Regions from separate parts of the Homo sapiens genome. Here region 1 is linked to region 2. The links are chromatin contacts, found by Hi-C or POLR2A ChIA-PET in ENCODE. All regions are on one chromosome and are shown on one strand. The core of a region is the stretch at or near the end of the contact, and the rest is flanking DNA. Distances in the headings are between cores, read along the strand shown.

The links. A loop is a pair of places that touch in the nucleus more often than their neighbours do. ChIA-PET counts read pairs that join two places held with the same protein, here RNA polymerase II (POLR2A). Pooled maps may share reads with other maps.
Region 1: a loop to region 2 is called in a map with no recorded cell type, with 7 times the contacts of the local background. The contact joins two enhancer-like sites. A Hi-C loop is called at or near these places in 4 of 37 single-sample maps with no recorded cell type and 7 of 50 pooled maps. POLR2A ChIA-PET finds 5 or more read pairs at or near these places in 1 of 52 experiments (H1).

Annotation. Positions count from the first base shown.
Region 1 is chr3:72,522,100-72,524,799 of GRCh38, forward strand. No RefSeq gene overlaps it. Among named protein-coding and RNA genes, the nearest start is that of RYBP, 77 kb to the left of the region's middle. Within about 2 kb of position 1,397, at least 9 of the 41 ENCODE cell types and tissues checked have a DNase peak (open chromatin) inside an H3K27ac peak, as active enhancers do.
Region 2 is chr3:72,755,712-72,758,485 of GRCh38, forward strand. The region is part of intron 10 of SHQ1 (SHQ1, H/ACA ribonucleoprotein assembly factor); the gene reads right to left. Among named protein-coding and RNA genes, the nearest start is that of SHQ1, 91 kb to the right of the region's middle. Within about 2 kb of position 1,405, at least 3 of the 41 ENCODE cell types and tissues checked have a DNase peak (open chromatin) inside an H3K27ac peak, as active enhancers do.

The DNA.
Region 1 (2,700 bases), core at 147-2,646, 230 kb before region 2:
CATAATCACACAACGGAATACTCCCCAGCATCACAGGGAAATGGAACTGCTACCCACAATGGCATGGATGAATCTCAGAGGTATAATGTTGAGTGAACAAAATCAGACAACAAAGACTACACACTGTAGGATTCCTCTTCTATAAAGTTCAAAAACTCACCTATCATGATCGAGTTACAAAATGGTTATCTTTGGCAGAGGGTATTGACTGGAAGAAGGCACAAAAGAGCCTTCTAGGGTGCTGGCCTGGCCTATATCCTGATTTGGGTGGTAGGTACGTAGGTGTACACATAGGTGCGCACGCATTGAGCTGTATTTTTAGCATTTGTGTACTTCGCTGTGTGTTGCATCTCAGTAAAGCAGTCCCCACCACAAAGACAGCTTCTGGATACAGGCAAGAGCTTAAACAGCTTTGGGTGCTGGAGAAGGAACCGCTCATCTGTGGAAATCCACTGGCCTTCCTGGAGAGGTCTTTCCAAGTAGTCGGCTTGTCCTCTGACGGCACCTGCTGAGGAGTGTCTGGTTCCCCTGCTCACATCTCCTTTGCTTTAACCTCCTGCGATGAGCTCCTGAGCTCAACTCCAGACCTCTGGTTCACCAGTCCTCTTAGCCTTTCAGCCACTACCCTCCTCCAGCTTGGAAACCCTTGGGGTCCTAAGGGCCTGTTGACCTGGACGTCTCTCTCAGCCATTTCTGCTACCCTGGCCTAGCAGCCACTCCCATCTGGGCCTTGTAAAGGAGGGGATGTGCCTCCCCTGTGCCAAAAGGGCTTTCTGCTTACCCCTTTTGTCTGACAGCAACTGCCTGTGATGTTTCCTCTCTATGCGCTGATGTCCTCCCGTTTCCTGGAGCAATCCCGGGAGAAGGGAGGGAGGGAAAGAAACTGTATTGACATGCACAGAAATAAGGCACACTGAGAGGTATTTTAAAATCTATTATGTCCCTTACCCTTGATTTCTTTTAGGTAGAGTCTGGTTTCTTTTCATTATGTGACTTGGGTGATTCAAATCAGCATGGTTAGGATAGAATCACGGTATTTTAGCAATGAAGAGGTTCTTAATCATCATTTCAAATTCCAAGAGGGACGATTTCCAATTGTGTGGTCCTAAGTACATGAACACATTTATTATCCTGCTTCCCACCCAGCCCCCAACACACATAAGCATCACTCATCAATCATTATGATCACCAAGAAGATGCCTCCCGACACATCCACAGTTCTAAATGTCCCAAGGCAGGGTTTAGCCTCATTTGTTTATTTTGCAGATAACGAAATTGAAGCCCAAAGCAGAAAAATGACTTATCCAAGCCCCTGACAAAACAGGGCCTGATTTCCAGTTCCGTGAGATTTGTAGGTCACCCTGTTAACTTTTGGTGTAAGTTTGAGGAACTAAAACGAGGCACTGCAAGGGAACTTCTGTTTCTTACTGAATTTCTGCTTTCCTTTCTGGCAGTAGAAGCTGTCCCATGTCACTTCCTCTTTCCCTCCCTGAGAGTTAGCAGATAGCGTGGTGCCAGAGCCATTGCTTCCCTCTCAAGCAGAGGGGCAGTGGAGGCATGTCTGAGAACTTGCTGGCAGACACACCCAGTGTGGACCTGCCCTATTTATCCACACTCTCCACCCTGACCACATTAGACAGATATGCAAACACTCAGCATCCGGCAAACCCCCCACCACCCTCCCGGCCAAGTCTCATCACAGATCCATAAAAGACAGTGAAAATACACCGAGGTCTGATTTATTCTACTTTAGATGCAAAGACTGCTCCATCCCATCACCCCATGTCATTCAGATACAGGCGGCTTGATGCTGGCAGCATGTGGAGCAAAGTAAGTGAGGAGGAGGTTCAGCACAGTGGCTGGGAACACAGGAGTTAGAGCCATTCGTTCATGCATTCATGTAAGCACTCATTCATTCATGCATGCAAGCATTCAAGCACTGGTTCATTCATTCTCCATTCCAGTGTTTATTGAGCTCTTACAATCGTTGGGTTCATTCTGGGCATCAGGTAACATGCTGGTAAACACAATAGATGTGTTCCCAACCTTGTGAACTTACAGTCTCTAGATTGAGCTCAAAACCTGGCCCTGCCACTGAACACCTATGTGGCCTTGGGTGAATTGCTGAATCTCTCTGAACCTCTACCTCTTCATCAATAAAACAGGAAAATAGAAATAGAGTTGTGAAGAGTAAGTATAAAAAAGGATGGGAAGGAACTAGCCCAGTTCCTGGTATATAATAGGTGGTAAGTAGGTCACAGTTACTATTATTGCTAAAAATTTAACATTCGATAGGAACAATCCCTAAATCCGTATACCTAAAACCTGGACATGAAATTTTGGCTAAGAGCTCTATATTTTACCTAAATTATGTATAATAAACCAGCTTTTTTCAAAGATGTGTAGTTGTATATCATAAATCAAATACACATATATATAAGGTGTATATCATAAACAAAAAACCCTATGTGTGTATAGTATGTGTGTGTGTATGTGTGTGTATCTTAACTGGCATGGTATCATAATTTCTATATTCTTTTTTTTTTTTTTTTTTTTTTTGAGGTGGAGTCTTGCTCTGTCGTCCAGGCTGGAGTGCAGTGGCGTGATCCCAGCCTGGCTCACTGCAACCTCCACCTCTCAGGTTCAAGCAATTCTCCTGACTCAGCCAACCAAGTAGCTGGGACTACAGGTGTGTGCCAC
Region 2 (2,774 bases), core at 155-2,654:
TAATCTGCCACTCCTTGTCAATTACACAATCTACTTTTGTAACAGACTTACCTTTTCAGAAAGCAGCTCACTTAAGGTAGGTAGTAGTTTTTCTCTGTCGTACTCAAAACTGACTAGGCTAGTTCATGTCCAAAAGCTTGGTCAAATGGCATTATTAGATAACCACTCTTACAAACATCAGGTACTATTTATTTCTTTATTTAGAGACAGGTTCTCGCTTTATTGCCTGGGCTCTGGAGTGCAGTGGTGCAATCAGCGCTCCCTGTAGCTTTGACCTCCTGGGCAAAAGTGATCCTCCCACCTCAGCCTCCTGAGTAGCTGGGACTACAGGCACATGCCACCACACCCAGCTAATTTTTATATTTTTTGTAAAGACAGGTTCTCCCTATGTTGCCCAGGCTGGTCTCCAACTCCTGGGCTCAAGTGATCCTCCCACCTTGGCTTTCCCAGAGTTCTGTGATTACAGGCATGAGCGGCAGCCCTGGGCATGGTACATTTTGATACTCTCAACAAACACATAGGCTGAGTTACTAGTTATAGTATATGTTTTTTGTTTGTCTGGTTAGGTTTTTCTTGAGACAGACTCTCACTCTGCCTTCCAGTCTGGAGTGTGGAGTGCAGTGGAGCGATCTCAGCTCACTGCAACCTCCACCTCCCTGGTTCAAGTGATTCTCCTGCATCAGCCTCCCGAGTAGCTGGGATTACAGGCATGCGCCACCACGCCCGGCTAATTTTTGTTATTTTTAGTAGAGATGGGGTTTTGCCATGTTGGCCAGGCTGGTCTCAAACTCCTGACCTCACAGTGATCCACCCACCTTGGTCTCTCAAAGTGCTGGGGATTACAGGAGTAAGCCACCATGCCTGGCTAGTTACATGTTTTATATCTAAGTGAGGATCACCTACCTGTTAAGAATATATTTATTATAGAATGAAGAGACGCTGCATTTAAAAGAGACAATTGGATACCACTGCTGTCATATTTTAATAAAACCACACTCAAAATAGATTTTTCTTAGAAAGTTACTGGAAATGTAATCCTACAATGTAACTTAAAAAAGACCTTTCATTCTTTCTGCATATGTGAAATAATATCCTATTTGGAGAATTTCTCTTTAAAGACTGCAGACAAGTTATGCTACATGTAACTACCACGAAAGAGTAATTGCAACAGCAGAAAGTACTTGCCTTTACTATGGCTAAGCTGATACAAAATTTCCTCAATTATTTTACATTTGGTGACTGTAGGAGGGGGAAAGCCTCCGCAGCCTTATGAAGCAACCAAAACAAAATGCAAAAGGAGCCTGAAATGTAGGGGCAGGGGGAACTGGGTATAAATGGAAAGCATACATCCTGTTTTTTTGCTGTAGAGTTTTGTCTCAAACTATCAATCAACTTTTCACCACTTCCTGCAATAGCAGGTCTACTATAAATCTCAGAGTAACCGACTAGGTTTCATTTCCTCTGCCCAAACCTAGAAGCCTGCCAGGCATGACATACTGAGACTAGAGCCCACAATTGATCACAGAGGACAAGACTCCAGTGAGGCAATTCCAGACAGTTCAAACTGGATGCTTACTGGCTAACTCGGCCTTTTAATTTCATAGCATACAAAACACACAATCTCAGGTTCTATCTGGGACCAAACAGTAGATCAAATTTCTTCTCTTTCCTTTTTTTTTTTTTTTTTTGAAAGATGGGGTCTCACTGCATTGCCCAGGCTGGAGACCAGTAGTCAAAGGAGCAGTAATACCACAATACAATGTTGAACTACTGGCCTCAGCAGCCCTCCTGCCTCAGCTTCCCAAGTAGGTGGAACTACGGGTACGTGCCACTGAGCCCGGCTTCAACTTTCTGAAGGGCATTTACTGCACATCAATGGTAGACTGGATAAAGAAAATGTGGTACATATACACCATGGAATACCATGCAGCCATAAAAGGAACAGGATCATGTCCTTTGTAGCAACATGGATGGAGCTGGAGGCCATTTTCCTTAGCAAACTAATGCAGGAACAGAAAACCAATTACCGCATGTTGTCACTTGTAAGTGGGAGCTAAATGATAAGAACACATGGACACATAGAGGGGAACAACACACACCAGGGCCTATCAGAGGGTGGAGGATAGGTAGAGGGAGATGATCAGGAAAAACAACTAATAAGTACTAGGCTTAATACCTGGGTGGTGAAAATAATCTGTACATCAAACTCCCATGACACAAGTTTACCTATATAACAAACCTGCACGTGTCCCTGAACTTAAAAGTTAAATTTTTTTAAAAGGGCTTTTATGATAATGACATATCATAATTCCTCTCTATTGAAAAGAACCAGTTCCATACTTTAGGTTCCTTGGCCCAAAACACATGTATGTAGCCTGATCTAAAGGTAATGCACTGGCTTTAAGTAGAAGTTGCTGGTGAAATTCCTATCTTGAATCTGAGAGCCGCCAAGAAAAACAAATACCAATGGATGCACAGAGGAACCTGAAGCTGTCTCTTCTTATTCTATAACAGTGAGAAGCACTTCCAGCGCAGCCATTAACAAAAACATTCAATCTCTAAGAACAAGAAACGACTAACTTAACACAAGGAAGGCTGCAAGCTAAAGAGTTATTTAAACCATATCTAGTTTGGGCCAATAACACAACTTCTCATACAAATTTCAACTGGTTTTTATGCCATTTCGTGGGCATAGGCTCTGAGAAACATCATCTAGTCCATGGATCAGCAGAATCATTTTCTGAAAACTCCCTGTATTAGTTTCCTAAGGCTGC